3 separate regions of the Mus musculus genome follow, and regions 1 and 3 are each linked to region 2. A link is a loop called in an ENCODE intact Hi-C map of the cell type or tissue named here. Cell type or tissue: left cerebral cortex. All regions are shown on one strand.

The links. Hi-C counts contacts between places; a loop is a spot of excess contacts. Peaks named below come from ENCODE experiments on the same cell type or tissue, not always from the same donor. Only the 100,000 strongest peaks of a DNase experiment are listed, where the experiment ranks them.
Region 1: a loop joins it to region 2, with 4 times the contacts of the local background. A loop is called at or near these places in 3 of 42 quality-filtered maps.
Region 3: a loop joins it to region 2, with 10 times the contacts of the local background. A loop is called at or near these places in 3 of 42 quality-filtered maps.

What each region holds. Positions count from the first base shown.
Region 1 is chr9:23,491,807-23,499,806 of GRCm38, reverse strand. No RefSeq gene overlaps it. Among named protein-coding and RNA genes, the nearest start is that of Gm39311, 85 kb to the left of the region's middle. In left cerebral cortex, no CTCF peak of the experiment used is centred here; DNase peaks (open chromatin) are centred at 1,952, 2,947 and 4,201; H3K27ac peaks cover 4,466 bases.
Region 2 is chr9:24,207,652-24,215,651 of GRCm38, reverse strand. All of the region lies in intron 3 of Npsr1 (neuropeptide S receptor 1), which reads right to left. Among named protein-coding and RNA genes, the nearest start is that of Npsr1, 110 kb to the right of the region's middle. In left cerebral cortex, no CTCF peak of the experiment used is centred here; a DNase peak (open chromatin) is centred at 3,815; H3K27ac peaks cover 1,812 bases.
Region 3 is chr9:24,278,110-24,286,109 of GRCm38, reverse strand. All of the region lies in intron 4 of Npsr1 (neuropeptide S receptor 1), which reads right to left. Among named protein-coding and RNA genes, the nearest start is that of Npsr1, 180 kb to the right of the region's middle. In left cerebral cortex, a CTCF peak has its summit at 4,975 (motif pointing right); DNase peaks (open chromatin) are centred at 1,207, 1,823, 2,876 and 3,790; H3K27ac peaks cover 3,096 bases.

The DNA.
Region 1 (8,000 bases), 720 kb after region 2:
TAATTGAGAATATTTAGATTTATGTTCATTGGGAAAATTGATCTGTAATTTTCTTTTTTAGCATATCTTTATTTGGCTCTGTCTTCAGAGTAATGCTGACTTTTTAAAGAGAGTGTTGAGGAATTCCTCCCCTCTCTATTTTGTAGAGTAGTTTCAGAAGCATTAGTATGTTAGGTTCTCTTTAAAGGTCTTATAGAACTTATCAGTGGCTACTTTGAAGAATATTTTTATTACATTTAATGCTACTACTGGTTTTAAATCTGGTTATGTTATTTAATTTTGATTTAACTTATGAACCTAGGAACTCATTCATTTCTTTTAGATTTTTCCACATAATTGGTTTTGAAGGTGTTTGCTAAAGATTTTCCAAACTACATTGATATCTGCTGTGATGTCTTCATTTTCGTCTCTAAATTTGTGAGTTTGAATCTCTTCATATTAGTCAGTTAGGCTATGGGTTCACGAACTTTTCTTTTTTTTTTTTTTTTTCATAAACTAACATTGTTTCTTTGATTTTTGCATTTTCCTGTTGTTCTTCACTGAAATAGTGTTTGGGGGATTTCACATGCAAAAGGCTCCAGGTAGTCAAACCAATTCTGAGCAAAAAGAACCTGGAGATATCACCATAGCTGGTTTCAAATTATACTACAGAGTCATAGTAATAAAAATAGCAGGGTACTGGTATAAATACCTTTCCAGACTTTCTAACAGGCCAATCTGACAGTGGCATTTTCTCAATTGAGATTCTGTTTTCCTAAATGACCTTAGCTTGTGTCAAATAGTACACATGGCCATATGAATTAAATTAGAGCAAAATTCAGCCCAGATTTATTAAAATTTTTAATCTAAGACCAGAAACTTTGAAACTGATAGAGCAAAAGTTCTCAACTTGTGGCTACACATCTCATACTGAATCTCTCAGCTAGAAAACAACTCAGAAGGCCTTAGGATGGTTGCTATACCATAAGATATCCACTCTTCTTCTCTGATTGGAAAGGGCAGGGAAGAAGGCAGAGTCGAGTCTTGATGCTTGGGGAAGGGAGCATTTGTCCTGTCCAGCAGCAGCATTTCCATATCCCATGGTATAATACTTCCATGTGGTTATAAGATTTACCAGTTAGCTACCTCAGGCCCTCTTGTGACATTCTGCATTCTCTTATCTTCTTTTAAAATCTAGTTTGAAAAAAAATACTCTTTTTTTGGAACAATTACAGATTTTTGTGAGCTTTTAAAATTGTTACCAAATAATTTTGTCTACCTGGGCTGCTTGTCCCACGAAGCAATCAGGAGGCTTGAACTCAGGGGACTGTCTATTTCTCGTTGTCTCATATGGCTGGGACCTCAAGGTGGCTGGAAGAATGGCCTGACTCAGATGGACTTGATTCCCAGCTTTGCTATCACAGGTCACAGGTGCTTCCAGCTTACCCCACCAAACTAGCCTACATTTCGCTTATCTGGAAGGTATAAGAACAAACATTCGGGTGAGAATGATCAGGGCCCGGAGAAGGCTAATATTCTGTATGACCTTTCTAGGTCACAAATTTTGAGGAGAAAAAGGTTCTTTGGCAAATAAAAAAGAATGTTATGTTCTCCTACCTGGCATTTTAAACCTATACCAATAGAAACAAACTCCTGATAACTCTGCAATCCTCTGTCACAGAGTATTCCTAGGACATGCAAGAAGAAAGCTATAACATGCCAGATTCTGAGCCATGCCCTCTCCAAATCCCATAGACTTACCCCCTGAGTTCGCATGAAGATTTTTATCCTTCTATGATCTTTATATACATTTAAATATGTTTCTGTTTTAAAGAGCCTCAGACCTGTGGGAGCTTGTTCTAAAAGAAGTGGATGATAAACGCCTCCATATTTTCTATATATAAATGTCAGCAAAGCTTTAAAAAAACCAGGCACACAGCCTGCCAGGATTCATCTCTTGGAAATGACAACAGAGGCTGCCTCTGACTTCAAAGCATCTAATTTGTAAGTTGTTCCACCGCTTTTGCAAAGGGCAAGCAGGGGGATGGGTGCTGGAAGGAGTTATCCAATCTCATTAGCATTTTCACAGTGATTTAATGAGGATGGATTCTCTTCATTTTACAGCCCATGAAACCGAGGTTCAGAAAGATTAAGCAACTTTTTCAAGGTCATATTAGGTGTTAATAATGAACTTGGAGCATAAAGCTGCTTCTCTGTGACTGCCAGTCTTGGGCTCTTAGCTTAAGCTGCTGGAGGCTGGTGGAGTTAGCCAGAAGTAGACAGGAGTGCAGGTAGAAACCATCAAACCCAAACGGAAAAATAAAAATGCATCAGTTGGGTTTCCCATCTAGAAAAGGGAAAAGCAGGGCTGAACAATAACAACAGAAGCAAAGAACACGTGGCATCATCATGTAGAGTCTTCCTCTCCCCCCCTACTTGGATACCTTTCTCCCTTCATTTGTATGGTTTGGAGTTATTTAAAGTCTATCCTCCACCCCAGGTATAGGAAACACACTGTGAAACCTAATATTAACTGTCAATTTGACGGGATTTAGAATTACCTAGGAGACATGGATATGATGAGAGTGTTTCTAGACCGAGGTAAGAAAACCCAGACAAACTGTGTGCAGTACCATCCCATGGGCTAAGATCTATGACTGCATTAAAAAGCAGAAAGCAGTTGTGGGATTTTGCCTAAGCAAAGTCCAAGGGTCTCAGAAAAATGTGCTGTGCAGCCTAAGGGATCAATACCTCGGCCTCCCTCCTTCCTATTCACACACAACACAGAGGCCTACTGGTAGAAGACCATTCTCTCTGAGATAGTGTGTCTTTGTCTGGTTTCCCAGTATGCAAATTACAAACTCTATAACAGAGAGATAGGTTGTAACAAGGAATTGTGAGTCTACTTCTTTTTGGGCGGGCGGGATAAAGAAGAAACTGAGTGTAGCACAAGTATTCATCTCTCTCTGCTTCTTGACTGCAGCTCTAATATGACCATCTGCCTCTTATTCTTGCAGCCATTGCTTCTACATCCTCAAACAGTGAATCAAAATAACCCTTTTTCTTAAATTCCCTTTGTCAGATATTTTGTCAAAGGAATGAGGAAAGTAAGTAAGACACGCATTAAGAGCCATTCTTGGAATGAACAGCAAGGAACAGCAGGCCTTCAGGGTTTCCTCATGGTTTACTTCATCTGGTTGCCTCTGTATCCCTTTGATTCACAGACACTGAACATATTCCTACTAAAATTCAGTGTCTTATTTTCAGTTACTGTTGTTCAACAAATTTGTGAGTCTTCTTTTAGGTTACAGACATCCAAGTCAACATCCATCTGAGTAAATAAACCCAGATCATACCTTGTATGAAAAGTTAAAAACAAAAACAAAACAAAACAACAAAACAAAACATAGCTCTTTGAAGGTCGACCAGTTGCTCATATAGATACAGCTTAAGCTACAGAGCAGAAACTAGAATCTAGGTTAGTTGGGTTCCCAATACACAGCTTTCCTTCTATATCATTGGTCAGCAAACTTTATCTGTAGATTTCCAAGCAGTGAGCATTTTAGGCCTTATGGATCACACTGTCCTATCACACCTACTCAGCTCTGTCCTTAGAGCATGGAATTAACCTCAGACAATTTCTAAATAATAAGCAGGCTGTGTGCCAATGAAACACTATTTATAAAAACAAGCAGTTGACCAGATTTGACTGTCAGTTGTTATTTTATCCTCTCTTAATAGAGCAGGACCTTGATTTTTGCATGTCATTGTCCATACCTAGTTTTCATATTGTTCTATAATTTCCTCTGAAACCCAATGCCAAGGCCTTTTTGCCTTTCCTTTTCCTAAAATGTGACTCGGTCCAAAAAATCAGAAGTCTAAAATCAGTGCTGAATTTTACCTCTGTCTTCTATTTTAGAAAAATTTATTATACTCATAGAAAAGCATGCATGCTGTCCCCAAAGGAGAAACTACATATGTACTAAGAAAAACTACATGAGGGCGTGCTCCAGAAGGCCTTCATTTGCATTATGGCTCTAACGGTCAGAATCTTGGAGAACAAGATGACTTGGGGCTTTGTGCCAGGATACCTCAGACTTGAGCTAGCAGCAACTGGCACCTTCTTGGCCATGAAGCCATCATTGCCTAAGCACTTAAAGTATCTGAAGGACAGAGAACAAGACCCGAAGCGTGACATCTTTTAGGACACATGCCAGCTCTGGAACCCTCCACTTCTTCGCTGGTATCTGTTCTTTGAAGATACTAAAGGCTGTCCAACTGGATTAGTGTGCCTCCATTGCCTGTGCAGGATCCTCCCTGGGCAGTTTTTATCTGCTGTGAGTCAGATGCTATTCTGAGTACTGGAGGAATGTCATGTAATAAAACAAAATCTCTGCTGTCATGAAATAACATTTAGTTGGAGAAAGGAGAGACAAAAACAAATGAATAGATCTGCTATAGTTTGCTGTTTTATGGTAAGCACATAACATGTGCTTCAAGGTTGATGCTTGAAATTCCACATCCTCCTAAGGGGACAGATGATGTATGTTCACACAGTAGAAGGGGTGAGGGACAAATTTAGTCCTTTAATCTCTCCAGAAGTCACTAAGCAATTCATGGGGGCAATCTCTCATGATCTACTTACTATCTAAAGGCTTAACATCTTTATTAAATTGTGGTTTTATTAATAAAAGATTTATTTTTTTATCCATGTGACTGTTTTGCCAGCATTTCTAGATCTGTGTACCACATGGAAGACTGAGGCACACAAAGGCCAGAAGATCCCCTAGAACTGGAGTCAGGGACAGTTGTGAGCTGTGGGTGATGATAATCACACCCAGGTCCTCTGGAAGAGCAGACACAGTGCTATTTGCCACTAGAACCATCGTTCCAGTCCCTGAGCATAAAGGGTTTTGTTCTTATTTATATCATTTCCATTGCACCATTTACCTTTTCCCATTCAGTTCCAGCAGATCCCTCATGTACCCCCATTGCTCTCACTCTCAATTTTATGGTCTCTTTTTCTTTAGTTACTATTTGAAGTACATAAATATTTATACATGTATATTCCTAAATGTATAAATATAACTCATGCTTTCCATATAATGGTATTTGTGTTTGCATGCTTTAGGGAATATTGTTTTAATACGAATGATTTTTGGAACAGATATAAATGTTCATAGCTGAAAGGGAGGAAGGTACCAACGTATTTAAGCTTACAGTTCTCAGGGTATCCAGGCTGTCACAGTTGGGAAGGTATGTTACCAGGAGCAGGAGGTGACTGGTCATAGAATGGGAATGTTAGTATGCTTTCTCCTTTACGTTTTAGGAATCTCAGTCCATAGAATGGCACCACCTACCTTTAAAGTGGGACTTTCCACCTCAATTTAATTGAGATAGTTCCTCACATATATGTTCAGAGGTTTGTTTCTATATGAATCTAAATCCTATCATGTTGACATTTGAGATTAACCATCATAGATATCTTAAAAACTAGATTCCAGGTAAATTATGCATAACTCTAACATGGGATGATGATAAAGCACAAAGATGACTCTTAGATATTGCTATCTTTCATATCTTCTCCACAAGTCCTATTCCAATAGTTGCTGTGGCAACTGACTGCCATGGGTACGGGCTGGCAGTATCTGGTCTCCACAACTTCTATTTCTTGTCCCCTATATGAGGGCTTTGTGGTTACTCTACAAGATCCTTTCATGACACTTTTTAGCCACTCACATACTTGTAAAACCCTGTCAGATCTAGGAAGCTAGTTCCTCAGAGGTGATTTGAAGAGTGAAAGCTTGGTGAATAATACTATCAGCCCAGCTCTTCAAAGAGTGAGGACTCTCCAGGCCCACTCTCTGTCATACTTCTTCAGATAGTATGTTTCTCTTTCCATTTCACTCTTCTTGGGGTCTTTACACTGTTTCCTAGATTTTCTTCCAAAAGGAAACTCAAAGTCCCAGAATATCAAGAGTTCAGCTTATGGTCATAAATGCCCAAGTGAAGGGCTTATGTATGGCTCAGTGGTACAGTGCTTGCCTACCACATATATGGGATTCTATGTAAGATTTCCAACATCAGCAAGATAAGGCAAAAATAAAACAAATAAATAAACACAATGAATTAAAAGGGAGGTGGAAAGAGGCCATCAAATAGACCTGAGCCTGGAATTCAGAAACAATGTATGTAACAGATCTGGCTACTTGTCTTCAAAGCTCCCTGCATTGGCACATGGTTAGGATCCCACTTTCCCTTGCTCCATCACCAAGACAGCATCTCCATCTCCCAGTATTCCCTTCACAGATGACTCCTTCCTGTAGCATGTAATAATTAATAATAGAAACAATCCACACTAACACCTGCTACTCACTGGCAACACCCCCATGTATGTCCCCAAGAGATGGTCTGCCCCGTTTCCCTCGGTTTGCTGACAATGATCTGCTTGTATCTTCCCATGCCATCTGCCCCTTGCTAGACCCTGTAGCTAGCTCTAAACCACTGGCCCCTTATAATTAAGACTCTAGAGGCTTGTAATTTATCAGTCAGATTTATAACAGTAAATTCTCAACCCATAAAATACTCACACAAAGAACTTAAAACTCAATTGATATTGATACATCTGCCCACCTAGATTGGACAAATGTGCCCTATATTATTCTATCGCTTTTCTATGATATCCATAACTTCCTGTGGCTACTTCAGGCCACGTGGGTCCAGTTCCTCTTCTTCCTCCATTTTTTCCTGTCCTTCTTCCCTTTCTTTGTCTCTCTGTCTCCTCTCCAAAACTTTTAGCCTTGCCTTCTTTTTCCATTGCCCAACCCCGGGCTCTGGCCTTGTATTTCACTTGACCTCACCTGTGTACAGAAAGCAACCTATACTGTATCTATATCCTGCAGTGCAAAGGGGGGAGATAATTGAGTAGTGGTGGAAGAGCAATCAGTACTCTCTGCTTCATGGTGGAGGTGTTTCTCTCTCCTCACTGCTTTCTAACTGGTGGCTTTGGTGTTCTCACAACTGAGCAGAGACATGCCGATATGAAAGCTCGTGGTAGGGCAGCATGGCTACCTTACAGAACGGCATTATCTGCTGGAAGCCTTTCTGATTTGTTAAAATCCCTAATGAGCTTTCAAAGAAGAAGGCAAACAGAGCTGAGATGCTGTTGGGAGAGAAGGCAGGGAGACTAAGCACCATGGTCCTCTGAGCTTTCACAGTCCCTCCTATGGTTCCCCACTCAGTCCTAGGCTGAGTCTGGACTGTCCAGGCACTGCAGATGAAGGACATGGCTTCTTTTTATTTCTCTTTAATCTGCTGAAATGAAAACTACAATCCCTAGCAATTACACATCTCCATGTTTCAAGCACGCTGTCCCTGGCACTTTGCTATCCCCATTTGGAAAATTCACCCATAAAAGCATTTGACTTGCCTGCATTGTACACAGAAATCTGCAATGTCATCTTTCGTGCAAAGGATAAGAACTCACCCTGGGGTACCAATTTTAATAGCACGTAATTAGATCAATTTGTAGTAAGCCGAGGTTTCCAGTCTGCAATTTGACAAGCAGCTTGAGCTATGTTTTTATGTTCATGAATTTCTGTGTCTCCAACAAAAGGTCAAATGAAAGATAAAACTCTATCCAAAGGACTCCTAAAGGAGTCTTGTGTGTATTTGTGTTTCACTTTACTTTGTTTTTCAAATGTCATTATTTATGCTAGAGGGATGGTGGTGAGGAACTAGGTCCTCCTGTAGTCATGAACTCAGCAAAGTGCAGGAAGACACATAGGACTGGCTCCCTCCTATGCAGGTCTAGACAGAAACTCAAGGCTCTCTTTTCTATGGGGCTGGAAAATTACTTCTCAGGACCCCTGCCATAGAACACTAGCAGTAGCTAAAACAGTGAAGCATCAATCTGCAAAGTAGGCCATCTTGCCTTAGAATGGCAAATACATTTTAAATATCACTAGCTTATTGTGACCATAATAAAATATTTCAAATAATCAACTTAATAAAGGAACTGT
Region 2 (8,000 bases):
ATCTTAGATTTATAAAACAAACAAACAAACAAACAAACAAACCAAAATTGATCAAATATAGCAAAAGAGATAAGAATGGAATCAAAATGAGGTGGTAATAAAAGTAACCCATTAACACTACTGAGTTGAGACCAAATGATCTTTGAGGCTATTTATAATCTCTACATGCTTGCATTATCAAAGAATTGAAAAAAGTGCAAAATCATGCAACTGAAGAAGACTCCATAATGGAAGACACCACATATAGGTGGTGAATATAGGGAAATCAAAGTGGTACACACCTGGGACTCATTCATCTGTACTGGCTAGTTTTCAGGGTTACCAGAGATGGGACAAAGTAATTACCACTTTCACCCAACTATAGACTCAGCAATCTACAATAACTACTGGCCCAGCAATCTACAATAACTACTGGCCCGACAAGATTGTGACTGAGCCCTTGGCACAAGAGTGACACAAATGTTATTAGATTAACCAACCACTTTCTGATTGGATCTAGCCAACTCCATGAGCTAGAATCCATACCTGGAACTGGTAACATATTCAAGAACCTGTGGCTAAATAGAATTAGACCCTACAGGAGAATCCAATACCATTATTTCACCAGATGGGCATAACATTAGAATGATTCCTAATGACTTATTGCTATATAAATGGATCAGCTCACCTCTTAACTCTCATCAAAGAAGTTTCTTTATAGAGTAACTATCTAGCAATTAATACATACACCTTCAACTGATTAACAAGCATACATAAAATAAAATAAAACTAAAAGATAATGCAGCCTCAAATAGAACGAACATATCAGATTGGTTTTTCTAAAATTCAGGAATCTTTGGGGAAGAAGAAAAGGAGAGATATTAAGAGTCAGAGGTGGTAGATAACATAAAGGAAACACTGTTTTCCAGGTACACATGTAAACTCACAGTGAGTATAACATGTGCACAGCCTATATAAGGTCCAGCTAGACATAACCTTCAGCATCCAGGGATGGAGATGAGGGGAGGTGGGCATGGATAAACTGTTAGCATTTGATGGATGCTGGGAGAGGGAGAGTCGATTTACTTTAATGCTATAATCTCTGGTATATCTACCATGCTACAGGACAGGTCCCACTCCCAAGAGTAGCTAGCCAACAAAAGTGGATTTGACAGGGCAGAGGGAGATAACTCAAATTTCAGGGGTTACAAACAAGAGGGGCAGATTGGCCAAATATGGGAGGGGTTGGGAGAGGGACATGAATATCCTCAAAATACATTTCTTAGAATTAATTAAAATATTAATTAAACTATTTTTTGAAGTTCACAAAACATAGTAGTGAATTTACCGAAAGTAGCACAACAGGAAACTCCAGGGCTCTATTCTTCTAGAAACTAAAAAGCTGGGAGAAAGAAGTAAACAAATGAACAAATGAATAACAGCAAGCCTGGTCTATGAGAGACAGTGAAACACTGATAACTAGGCAAAGCATAGGGAGAAGTTGACACTGCCAGCCACATTGTTGTAAGAGATTGTTATAGCACTCCAAATTGCCACTCATCACCCTCTCACTAGATCATTGGTGTCACAGAAGCGTGGCACTACTGGTGCATGGACGAAGAAATATGGACATTATTCTCAAAGATGTGTGGTTTGTAAAACCGAGGGGGTAAATGTGGACCCTGTTCTCAAAGTTGTATGATTTTGTTTCAACTTCTCATCAAGTTTCCAGATGGAATGGTTTACCTGTGGCAGGGGGACATCAGACACTACCCACTTAACAAACTGTATTCTCTGCACCTTTAGTTTTCATTGTTGCTTTTGTTCTGTGGTTTTGGTTGAGTGTGTGGTGTGAACATGTTTATGTGTTGTTTCTTTTTACTGCAGTCTCAGTGGAGTATTTTTTTCCATTTTGTTTCCCATCTCAAATGCTCTTTTTTCTCTTTGATACTGTCTGTCTGTCAACTCCATTTATTTTTTTCCGAGACAGGGTGTCTACGTATAGCCCTCCCTGGCTGTCCTGGAACTCACTCTGCAGACCAGGCTGGCCTTGAACTCAGAAATCTCCCTGTCTCTGCCTCCCAAGTGCTGGGATTAAAGGCATGCGCCACCACTGCCTGGCTCAACTCCATTTTTGATTGTTTAGTTGCCTTATTTCCAACATTTTTGTTTTTTCCCTTTTCAGAGTCTCGGTTTCCTTGCTAAGTTATTCCTTCAGTTTGGGTCTTTCCTTTGCATTGTCAAGCTTTACATCCTCTTGGCTGGTTATGACGTCATCTTAATTTTCATCCTTCATTCCTCTTCTCTAGCCCTCTACATATGCATCATTCCTTTGAAAAGTAGAATTCTAGATTCTTTTTGATTCATTTCAGCTAGTTTGTCCTCTTTGCTTTTTTCCTGGTTTGAAGAGATTTGAGACCTTGTGGAGCTGCCATGGTAGCCTTCTCTCTGTTTCCATGTTATTCACGGCAGTCTGATAAGGGTTGGAATGGATGTATACTCTGGTGTTTTCATTTCCTTATTCTCATGACTTTATTTTTTGTGAATTTTCATGGAAACTTATCTCTATTGAAGGTGGGCACTGATAGAAACAATGACTAAACAACAGGTCTGCCCTGTAGCATTCAGCAAAATACTTTTGTACTTCTATTATAGCCCCTGATATGATTCAAGAAAGGAGGGCCAGGAAACTGCTCAAAAATATAATTTATAGACTTTTAGAGCTTCTAAAACTATTTTATGAAAAATATTAAATTATTACAAATATTTAAAAAGTTTGAAACTAAGAGTAAGTAGGGAAAAAGAGTAAAGTAGAAACAGGATAAAGCATACTCCTTAGCAATATGATAAATAGCAGACAAAGTAGAGAGTAAGTGCAAAAAGGAACAGATAGTAGTCACCAAGGCATCTCAAGGCAAGGCATTGGCTGTATCAGGACAACTAAACATTGGAAATACAAAGGTGTAAAGAGGAGGCGTGGGAAGACTGTAAGAGACAGTGGTTATGGATAACATCAAATAAACCATGATTTACAAGCAGGGCAGATGCATGTATATTAACTCCAAGTGATTTTGGCAGCTTGCATTGAATTTGGGTTACTCCATCCAGACAAAATCTCAACAAAGAGAAGTAGAGGAGGACACTAAAACCACTACTGGCTAAGGAGTTACTAGCATTAGATAGCTTCTGGGGGTTCAGTTTTTCTTTCTTTCTTTCTTTCTTTCTTTCTTTCTTTCTTTCTTTCTTTCTTTCTATCCATCCATCCATCTATCCATCTATCTATCTATCCATCTATCTATTTATCTATTTCTATTTTTTAATTATGTGACCCATGGTAGGTTAACTACATTCCAGGGCACCTCCAATCCCAAGACCATCTGGGCAACACAAACTGGACTAGTTAGGAACAGAAGGAGAAGAATAATCTCAAAGTTGGAAAGGATGGATGGTTGAGAGTTTGGAAAGGGGAGGAGTAGAGAGGAGTGAATGTGATAAATATACATTGTAAGAAATTCTCAAAGAATTCATAAAATACATTTTAGAGCAAAGAGAATATAAGAAAATGAAGTCAAATTCATAACATCTATCAGCATTTCTTCCTAGCTGGGAGGGATGTGGTTTGCCCTGCTCCCCACATTATATTTCATATAGCTGTGTGAGCAAGTAGGAAGATGGCTATTCATCAACAACACAAATAACTTAGACAGGATGCCCCTCCTACTGAGAAAAATGTTTGTGTCAGATGTATCTTTTGGTAGGTGCTTCCCTATTCTGAACAAGGGATGCCTCTCTTAGTATTTTGCGCCCACTTGCCAGCTGCAGCTTTCTCTTCTCTGTCCTGAATAGTCATGCTTCCAGGCTGCTTCCCTCAATGTTCCTGGTTCTGTGGAGGTGGGTTGTGGGAGGGCTGTGTTTACCTTTGCTGTGGGGTGTTCTCTTTTAACTCAGATCCAGGCTCCTTTTTTTTTTTTTTTGCCTGTGTTTTAATAGTCTGTCTGAAAACAGTTCTATTTACCTATGAGACTGCCTTATAGCTCCTGTCTTATACAGCCATGCTATTGCTTGCCTGTATGGTACTGTGTTCCACAGTCTTCAAGCTTCACAGTGATAGCAGGGAGGTTATACTATTCACTTCAGTGAAACTCAGCTTTGTCACTGAAGCTCATCATGTCACATTTCAACCAGAATAGAATCTCTGCAGCCAATGGCGTTGCACTTCTGATCTGGCCACATTTCACCTAGCACATGTGGCACCCCTGGAGCTAGCCATATTTCAAGCAGCCTACTCTTTCTGCCACTCGCTGAAGGTTGTTTCTCCACATTTTCAAGCCCATCATTCCTGTGTGTTTGCTAGTGATCTTCCTCTCTTCTGTCTTCGGCGGGATAGAGCCTGTTCTTGTTCTGGTTCTTGTTCTTGTTCTTTTTGTTCCTTCTCCTTTTTCCTCTTCCTCTTTCTCCTTGTTATTCCACTTTAAAGGGAGAGGATGGTGGTATGGAGAAGTCAGTATTCAATTATATGCCTCTTAAAGGAGAGTTAGTTTAGATTAAAAATACAAAAATAGGTGTGAAGTCAAAGGGCAATGTTTTAGTTAGGCTTTCCATAGCAGTGACAAAACACGATGACCAAAAGTAACCTGTAGAAGAAATGGTTTATTTTAGCTTACAGGATAGTGATGTATATCACAGCTAGTAACTCAAAAAGGACAGGAACTTGGAGGCAGGAACTGATGTAGAGGCCATGAATGAATGTTATTTACTTGATTGCTCCTCACAGCTTGAACAACTTGCTTTCTTACTGCAGCCAGGACCAGCTCAGGGGTGACACTACCCACAACTGGCCGGACCATCCACATCAGTCACTAGTTTAGAATGTTTCCTAGAGGTCTGTCTACAGGCTCATCTTATGGAGGCATTTTATCAATAGAATCCCTCTCCCCAAAAGACTCTAATTTGTGTTGAGTGGACATTAAACTAGACAGAAGAGACAGAAAAAAATAATTGCATAGATAATGGTTAAAAGACATATGGCACTAATATCAGATAAAATAGACTTTAAGCTGGGTGTGATGGTGCACGCCTTTAATCCCAGCACTTGGGAGGCAGAGGCAGGTGAGTTTCAGAGTTCAAAGCCAGCCTGGTCTACAGAGTGAGTTCCAGGACAGCCAGGTCTACACAGAGAAACCCTGTCTTGAAAAAAACAAACAAAAAAAGGACTTTAATACAAATATCATAAGAATTAATTGTGGATATTCTATAATAGTAAAATGTTCACTCATAAAGAAGCTATAATAATAAAATGGTCATTCATAAAGAAGCTATAATAAGTATGTACCTAAGAAATTAAGGAGCAGAGCTCCAAAATATAAAAAGTAGATTAAAAGGATTAAGTGCAAAAATATTTCTATAGTGACAACTGCAAACTTCATTTTCTACCTCCAGAAATGTGCATGTCAGTAGCACAGATATCGTCATAAAATCTACAACCACAAGCAATACTATTCTGATCAACTGGAATAGCAGACATCTATGTCACAGCCCACTCAACAACAACACATACACTCTCTCTATGAGCACATGGAACAGTCTTCAATAGTATGTGAGGTCAAAGAACAATCTCAATATATATTCATAATTAAAATCATACAAAATGTTTTTCTCTAACCATATCAGAATACATCTATAAACCAATGAAAATAGAAAAATAAAAATTTTTACATATATATGGAAATAAAACATCAGAATCATAAGTAACAAATGGATGAAAGATAAAGATACTTTCTAGAAAAATAAATATAAAAACACAATCTCCAGCCCACCCACAACTCAGCCTGAGGCAGAGTTGGTGCTCTTGACACCCTTCCACACTGAGACAGCTTGACTTCTAGGAGATCCATCACCTACAGGCTTACAGATAATACACCACCCTTTTATTACCTGGCCTAACTGGGGCCACCATTGGGTCCAGCAGAGGTGGGGCCCTATCAGCATTAACCTGCCAGAGATACATAATCCTTTGGTTAACAACTGCGCTCCAAAGCAGATCAGGTGCTCACACCCACACCCATACCCAGAGACAGATTGACTGACAGAAGGTCTGTTATAACGAGGATCACAGGAGGGACAGGACCCAGTCAGAGACAGCAAGGCCAGTTAATACCTGAGATAACCAGGTGGTGAAAGGCAAGTGCAATAACTAAGCAACAGCAACCAATTCCACTTGGCACCATCAGAACCCGGTTCTCCCACCACAGCAAGCCTTGGGTACCTAATACACCTGAAGAGCAAGATTCTGACCTAAAATCCGACGTCATGAAGATGATAGAGGACCTTAAGGAGGACATAAATAACTCCCTTAAAGAAATATAGGAAACCAAAATCAAACAGGTGAAGAAATTGAACAAAACTGTCCAGGATCTAAAAAAATGGAAATAGAAACAATAAAGAAATCACAAAGGTTGACAACCCTGGAGATGGAAAACATAAGAAAGAGATCAGGAGTTACCAACAGAATACAAGAGAAAAAAGAGAGAATCTCAGGCATGGAAGATACCATAAAATATGATAATATAAAAGTCAAAGGAAATACAAAGTGCACAAGGTTCCTAAAGAAAAACATCAAGGAGATTCAGGACACAATGGAAAGACCAAATGTAATAATAATAGGAATAGAAGAGATTGAAAATTCCCAATGCAAGGGCCAGGAAACATCTTCAACAAAACCATAGAAGAAAACTTCCCTAACCTAAAGAAAGAGATGATCATAAACATACAAGAGTCTAAGGAATGTCAAATAGATTGGACCAGAAAAGAAATTCCTCCCATTACATAATAATCAAAACACTAAATACACAGAACAATGAAGGAATATTAAAAGTGACAAGGAAAAAAGGCCAAATAACATATAAATGCAGACCTATTAGACTCTAAAAGTCAGGACATCTTGGTCAGATGGCATGCAGACCCTAAGAGAACATAAATGGCAGGCCAGACTACTATGCTCAGCAATACTCTCAATCACCATAGATGAAGAAACCAAGGTATCTCATGACATAACAAAATTTAAACAGTATCTTTCTACTAACCCAGCTCTACAGAAGATAATAGAAGGAAAACTCTAACACAAGGGGGAAACTATACCCAAGAAAAACCAAGAAATTAATCATCTCACAAGAAACCCAAAAGAAAAGAAGCACACAAGCATAATACCATTACTAACATCAAAAATAACTGGAATGAACAATCATTTCCTCAGACTAAAAGGCTGGGAAAATATTTCAAGCAAGTAGCCCCAAGAAACAAGCTGCAGTACCCATTCTAATACCCCATAAAATAGAGTTTCAGCCAAAAGTTATCAAAAAAGATGGGGAAGGTCACTTCATATCCATGAAAGGAAAAATCCACCAGGATGAACTCACAATTCAGAACATCTATGCCACAAATTCAAGGGCACCATCATTTGTAAAAGAAATGTTACTAAAGCTCAAAATACACATTGATTCTCACACAATAATAGTGGGAGATGTTAGCATCCCACTCTCACTGATGTACAGATCATGGAAACAGAAACTAAACAGAGACATGAGGAAACTAACAGAAGTTTTAAACCAAATGGATTTAACAGATATCTATAGAACATTTCACACTAAAGCAAAATAAGCTAGGCGTGGTGGCACATGCCTTTAATCCCAGCACTTGGGAGGCAGAGGCAGGCAGATTTCTGAGTTCAAGGCCAGCCTGGTCTACAAAGTGAGTTCCAGGACAGCCAGAGTTATACAGAGAAACCCTGTCTCGAACCCATCCCCCCCCCCAAAAAAAAAAAAAACCCACCACCACCACCACCAATAACAACAACAACAACAAAAAACAAATAAAGCAAAAGAATATACCTTCTTCTCAGTACCTCATGGTACTTTCTGCAAAATTAACCACATAATTAAACACAAAACAGGCCTCAACAGCTAGAAGATTGAAATAATCCCTTGCATTCTATCAGATCACCACAGACTAAGGCTGGTCTTCAA
Region 3 (8,000 bases), 70 kb before region 2:
GTGGAATCTAGTTAGCTGAGATATGTCAGAAAGTATGATCTCATTGGAAAATTTCGGAGTAACCAGAAGGCAATTTCTACAAGCCAATAAGATATCTCTTTCTGTGATAAAATCTATACGCCATAGAAAATGGTAGTGTATGGCTGAGAGTCTGACTTTTTCTTTGGTGATCACATTAGTTTGGAATCTGTTCCTTTGTCATACTTTCTGCAGTTTGGACAAATATCAGCCCACTATAGTTGCCCTTCAATTTAGGATAAAGCTATCATTACTTGAAATGTTGTCATTTGATAATGCATTTAGTGCCAATTGTTTGAATATTGTAGATTATCTTATTTTATATATACTGAGAACCCTATACTAACTTCCAGTTAGGCAAAAATCATCCAGTGCACAGCCTATCTCATACTGCAGCGTTGGCTAACTCATGTGCTACAAGGGCCCTGGTGTTGAACATAAAAACCATGACTCCAAGGTTATACCATCATACAGTCTAAACAGTCACGTGACCAGGTCATCAGAAATCGGGGACCATATGCCCCCATTTTTTTTTGTCTTTATAACACAGCCGCACATGCTTCCCAGCATTAATCTTGTTGGAAGAGGATAGTAAAGAGTGATCCGAGACTGATGCCATCTACCCCTTCACACACACACACCTGAGGGACATAAAAAGAAATTCTTTGTGCAAAGAGTAACCAAGGTAGAAACAGAAAGAGAGTAGTAGGTTTAAAGAAAAGTCAAGCTATTACCTCCTTAGAGACAACTGAGATTTCTCTGTGTGAACCATGGCTGAGGCTGCCCTCACAATGGCAAGAAGCTGGCATGAGAAAGATGAGAAAGAGTGAGTGATCTGGAAAGAAGGACGTGCTGGGCAGTTCTGAATCTTAGACATCTCTTCTGTATTGAGTCAGTTCAGAATCTGGGACAGGAGAAGAGGCACCAAAACAGATTTTCCAGGCTGCAAGCAATATTAACCAAAAAGAGACAGATGTGGAGACACAGCCGAAAAGAATATTTAACTTCTGAGATGAAACATCTAGGTGCAGTAAAATAAAATAAAGATATCTAAAAGAAATACGTCTCAAATTGCCAGGCTTCTCCATAAAAAAGTAAATGCCAGAGAACGCGTTCAGAGTTTTGAAAGAAAAATTGTGATCCAAGAATTTTGTAAATTTCATTTCTGTGCCAATGCACAGAACAGCTTTTTTTTTGGATATGTATGAAGGAAGGAAATATAACACCCCACATCCCCCTCCAGAGTCCTCAGAGGAGACACCAGCTGAATAAGAATTGTTTCAAAGTTAAGAGGAAAGGGGACAAGATAACTATGCCACACAAGGAAGGCCTCAAAATGCAAAGTGCTTCCCAGACAGTTAGGGATGCATGACTTAGCATTTCAGGGAAGAACCTGGGTCCTGCTGTGAGGGGAGAGAAGAAAAAAAGAGAAGTCTTGTTAAGTCTTACATAGTTGTCTGTCTGCCTTTGATAGCGATACATCTGAAGTTGAAAGATAACTTAAAACAAGATAAATGAAGAAAAAATTAAAGTGGAGAAAAGTTAACTTCTCTGCCTTCTCTGGTTCCTATGGCAAACAGCCATAGGTTTGGTGGCTTCAACAACCTCAATTTATTCTCTTCATAGCTCTGGAGACCAGAAGTCTAAAATGATTCTACTATGCGCAAATCAATACATTTTCAGGATCATGCCTCTTCTGCCTACTCTAGGTGAGAGTCCATTCCCAGTTTCTTCAGGTTCAGGTAGCTGCCAGCAGTGGCCTTCAGTGCAATTCCTTCCTATGTGCTGCAATGCCCTCCCTCTTCTGCCTGTGTGCCAGATCTGTATTTTCCTCTTATGATTACATTTTAGGATTCCCTAAATTAGTTTAGGGTAATCCCACACTTCAGATTCTTAGTCCCACATGCCAGTTCCTTTTCTGTCATATATGATGTGTAGCAGGCATAGATTCCCAGGGCTAGGGTGCAAATGTCCTGGAAGAATACTCCTTTCAGCTTCCCACAATTACTAACTGTATCTGCAACAAATCCTCAAAGAACAAAACTCCAAAGAGAACAGTGATAGAGAGGTTTCACACTGTAAGTATAAATGGCTTAATCTCTTTCATTAAAACAAAGAATATTTAAGACAAAATCTTCCCTACGATCTAACTATATTTTGTTCAGAATATAAATAAAAAATAAACCAAATAAGACTTGAATTTAAAAATAGTGCTCAGAGGCATATCAAACAACTAAAAAAAAGGTTTAAAGAACTTTATTAAAATTACTGCATGGTACCAATCAAATTCAAAGCTAGCAGTTTCCCATTTGACAAAGATTTATTTCTGCTGATAAAAGACACTGCACATAATGTCTGTAGCATACTGATAAATGTAGATGTAATAACTAACATAACACTAAATGTATGTAACAAAAATGCTCAAGGCTTTACAGGCAAAACAGCCTACAAAATTTAAGTTGGCAAAATTGAACTCTCTAGTACAAAAATGCAAAATAGCTAGACAACATACAAAAATTTGATTAGATCCTAGATTATCAACAAAGGAAATCTCTCAGTAGAATCCAAAAAGTAGGACTTACTCAACTCACATATCTCAAACAAGTGACAAAGCTGAAACAAGTAGCATTAAAAAAAAACACTCAGAAATTTAAACATCTTCATAATTAACTCAAGCAAAGAAGGAAATAACAGTACAATTATAGTCAATTCATAAATGTCAACAATGGAGATTCTACACACCAACAGCATATGGGGTGCCATTCAGAGAGCAGATGGCAGCCTGAGGACATGTCTGCCTTCCCCCTACCCAACCCCCAGCGCTGACAGACATGACCCAGGGAATGTGACATGCAAGGAAAGTCTGCAAAGGGAAGTGAGATTTAAGTGCTGGAAGCAAAGTGATTTTACTTAGAAAAATGCCAGATTGTGTTCATGTAAACTACTATTCTTAGGCTGCCTTTAAAACCATGCATTTGATTTTTTTTAAGAGCAAGTTTGGGTTTATAAAGTCGTACAAATAGTGCAGAGAATTTTTCTGTTGCCCACATTGCATGGCATATCTGATGGTGTTAATATCTTGAATTCATATGGTATTAAACTAGCTGATCAGTCTTGGTACATTATCAACAACTAAGCTATGTGGTTTATATTAAGGTTCAGGCTTGTCGCTGCATTCTGTGGGCTTGGACAGTGTGCTGACACTTATCTAACATCTGTTTTATCAAGATGAGAATCACTGACCTTGCAATGCCCTGTGTGTGTCTAGTCACCCTTTCTTCTTACAAATCCCTGGGAACCACTGATTTATGTTCTAACACAGCTTTGCCCTTTTGAGAATGTGACATAGTTGAAGTCATGTGGTATTTAGCTGACCAGATTGACTCCTTTCGTGTAGCCGTGTGATTTACTATTTATTTCTTCATGTGCATCAACAGCTTATTTTCTTATATATTAGAGAAAAAATACTCATTGTCATATTCCACGGACTTGCCATGCTTTGTGAATCCATTGAACTGCTGATGGGTATCTTGGTTGGCAAAAGGTTTTGATGATTACTAGAGCAACGAAAACCACCTTTATGCAGGTTTTTGTGTGGATTTAAGTTGTCTGCTCAACTGCACAAATGTCTATGATCGTAAATTGCCCAACTGTGTAGAGAAATTATGCATAACTTTGTAAGAACCTGTCAAATTGGTTTTCAAAGAAGCGGTATCATTTTTAGTTCTGTCTCCAGTGAGCCCAAGGTTTTATTAATATGCCAGTGTTGGGCATTGCCAGTGTTTCTTATTCTTTTCTGTAAGCTGTCTGTTGTGTAATATGTGAGTACTGGGACCTTCATGTTCTAACTTGGGATTCACTAATGAGATGCGTGTTTGCCATCTTTAGTGATGCACCTACCCTTTCCTATTTTTAAGAGGGTTGCTTTTATTCTGTTGTCTTTTAAACTTTCCAGTTATCCCATAATGGTTTTATGATATTACATTTATGCTTGTGATTCATACTGAGTATTTTTAAAGGTACAATATCGGTGTTTAGGTTTTAGTACTTTATTTTTAGTGCATGCATCAATATTTTACAGAACACCTTAGTGGTAACTGCAAGTACTGTGACCAATTCTTTTCTATGTAGAGAGTGAAGACATTTAAACAATTTTCAATAAATAGAATTTGTGTTGTAATTAACAAATTTCAATCCTCGTGTAAACATTTTTATTCAATATTCTATATGTGAGTATTATTTATGGCTAGACAGCTTATGATATCAACTACTACACACTCAAATTTGTGAATCGATTTCTTACTGGGTGGGCATCTTGAATGTCTTGACCATCCCATCATATCGACTGCTCACACTACCAGTGGGGCTCTTTCTTTCTCCTCTCTCTGGAACCCCACAGCCTTCCCAAAACTATGGCTGCTCATGTTGCCTGGAACCACATTCTCTTCTTCCCTCTGGAATCCCAACCATGCCCCCTTCCCAGGATCTCCTTACTCACTTGCTGCTTGACCTCATCCTTTTTGCAGTACTCACACTGTTCTCTTCCCAGGCAGAGCCCTCACTCTCACCTCCCTTGGACACATTAATGCCACCATCCCAGGCCATATCTCAAGCTACTCCCTGCAAGACTTTATCTGTTGCTTTGAAAATTGAGCCCCACTGTCCTTCTTGTGGGAACTTCAGTCCCTTCCTCTTAGAAATAGCACACCCTCCCTGCCTTCTGGTCTTTGATGGCCACCATCCCAGGGCCCTCTTAAAGTGCCTTTTTTTCTTAACAGGTAGGGTATATTGTCTATCTTGCCCCTGGCACTCCATCATCACCACCTGAGGACCTGGATGAGCCCCTGCTCACTGCATAGGCAAAATTCTCATTTCTGTATGGCATTTCAATAAGAGAGTTATTTATTTTTATTTTATGGGCACAGGTATTTTGCCTACATGTATGTCTGTGTACCATGTGCATGCAATGCCTGCAGAGGCCAGAAGAGGGGATGATACATTCTGGGACTGCAGTTACAAACAGTTGTTAACTGCCATGTGGGTATTGGGAATCAAACCTAGGTCCCCGAGAAGAACAGTGTATGGTCTTGAGTGCAGAGCCACCATTTTAGCCTCTCATTCTGGCATCCTAGCCTACCATTTGACAAGCTGTATGGAATACCCACTTTCCCCATAGGAAATCATTGCATCTACTCCCTTGAAAGCAACTTACTCCTCTATATCAGGATATGTGTTGATTACCTGTTCATCCCTAAAGATAGAGGTCACCTCCCATGCCCACTCGTAACCAAACCACTGAGTTTCAGGAACCTTGTGGAGCCTTTGCCAGCTCCCCCAGTCAGAAGCCATTTTCCCAGTATCTGTGCCTGCCAGCCCCATGACTAAGCACTGCCTGGAGCAGTTGCTGCTCAGGTCAGAGCCACACCTCTCTAACCCTGCAGTTCATGCTCCACTCTACTGACCCAGACAAAGTACCTGCAGAGCAGGTCAGTCCTTGTGACTTTCCCTAAGCTGAACTGAAATTGCCTCAGCTACCTGAGTCACAAATCAACACTAACTGGCCACAGGAATGAGGTTGAAATATATGCTAGCTATTTCAAACCCAGCAAAGTCAGCGTAATAATCACAACAAAAAAATTCAGATTAAATTATCCATTTAATACAGGTGATCCAGAACTTATATCACTTTGTTTGAAGAGCAAGAAACTGGACAGGAAAGTTTTTTCATGCTATCTTTTATAGTGTTGAAAGATACTATAGGGTAGATAAGGAAAGAAAACACATGAGTGGTTGTACCCAGGATTGGATCCTAAACAATACTGACTGGTGCAATAGTGGCACAAGATTTATGAAGATAATTAGTTACTTTCTTATGGGAATTGATGCCTGATTCACAGAAGGGGATTCATGCCTAGCACTGTAATCTTGGTCTAAGATTAACTGCAATTCCAATTAAAACCCCTATGTCATTACTCACAGAAATAGAAAAATCTATCCTAAAATTCATATTTGTATGTAACTACAAAAGATACCATATGCCAGAACAATCCTGCAGAAAAAGAACAATACCGGAATCTGCCATTCCAAACATTAAGATATATGTGCTGAGTTGTTTTGTAAAGTGTAAGTACTGAACTCTTTTTGTGTCCTTGAAATAAATTCCACTTCTTTTTTTTTTTCTGCACTCAACTTTATTTTTTTTCTTTTTTATTAGATTTTTTTTATTTACATTTCAAATGTTATCCCCTTTCTTAGTTTTCCCTCTGAAAATCCCCTATCCCCTCCCACCCTCCCCCTGTTCCCCAACCCACCCACTCCCATTGCTGGTTCTGGCCTTCCCCTATACTGGAGCTTAGAACCTTCACAGGACCAAGGGCCTCTCCTCCCATTGATGACCTACTAGGCCATCATCCTCTGCTACAAATATAGCTAGAGCCACAAGTTCCACCATGTGTTTTTTTTGATTGGTGGTATAGTTTCAAGGAGCTCTGGGGGTACTGGTTAGTTCATATTGATGTTCCTCCTATAGGGCTTCAGTCCCCTTCAGCTACCTGGGTTTTTCTCTGGCTCCTTCATTGGAGACCTTGTGCTCCATCCAATGGATGACTGTGATCTTTCACTTCTGCATTTGCAAGGCACTGGCAGAGCCTCCCAGGAGACAGCTATATCAGGCAGGCTCTTCTTGGCATCTTCCTAGTGACTGGGTTTGGTGGTTGTTTATAGGGTGGATCCCCAAGTGGAGCAGTCTCTGGATGGTCTTTCCTTCAGGTTTTGCTCTGAACTTTGTTTCTTCAACTCCTTCCATGGGTATTTTGTTCGCCATTCTAAGAAGGAATGAAGTATCCACACTTCGGTCTTCCTTCTTGAGTTTCATGTGTTTTGCAAATTGTATCTTGGGTATTCTATGTTTCTGGGCTAATATCCACTTCTCAGTGAGTGCATATCATGTGTGTTCTTTTGTGATTGGGTTACCTCACTCAGGATGATATCCTCCAGGTCCATCCATTTGCCTAAGGATTTCATAAATTCATTGTTTTTAGTAGCTGAGTAGTACTCCATTGTGTAAATGTACCACATTTTCTGTATCCATCCTTCTGTTGAGGGACATCTGGATTCTTTCCAGCTTCTGGCTATTATAAATAAGGCTGCTATGAACATAGTGGAGCATGTGTCCTTATTATCAGTTGAAAAATATTCTGGGTATATGCCCAGGAGAGGTATTGCTGGATCTTCTGTTAGTACTATGTCCAATTTTCTGAGGAACTACCAAACTGACTTCCAGAGTGGTTGTACAAGTTTGCAATTCCACCAACAATGGAGGAGTATTCCTCTTTCTCTACATCCTCGCCAGTGTCTGCTGTCACCTGAATTTTTGATTTTAGCCCTTCTGAGTGGTGTGAGGTGGAATCTCAGGGTTGTTTTGACTTGCATTTCCCTGATGATTAAGGATGTTGAACATTTTTTCAGGTGCTTCTCTGCCATTCGGTATTCCTCAGGTGAGAATTCTTTGTTTAGCTCAGTACTCCATTTTTAAATAGGGTTATTTGATTTTCTGAAGTCCATCTTCTTGAGTTCTTTGTATATATTGGATATTAGTCCCCTATCTGATATAGGATTGGTAAGGATCCTTTCCCAGTCTGTTGGTGGCTTTTTGTCTTATTGACAGTGTCTTCTTTTTTTTTTTAATTCTTTTTTTTCTTTTTCCAATTTTTATTAGGTATTTTCTTCATTTACATTTCAAATGCTATCCTGAAAGTCCCCTATATACCACCCCCTGCTACCCTACCCACCCACTCCCACTTTTTGGCCCTGGTATTCCCTTGTACTGGAGCATATAAAGTTTGCAAGACCAAGGGGCCTTTCTTACCAATCATGGCCGTCTAGGCCATCTTCTGCTACATATGCAGCTAGAGACATGAGCTCCAGGGGGTACTGGTTAGTTCATATTTTTGTTCCATCTATAGGGTTGCAGACCCCTTCAG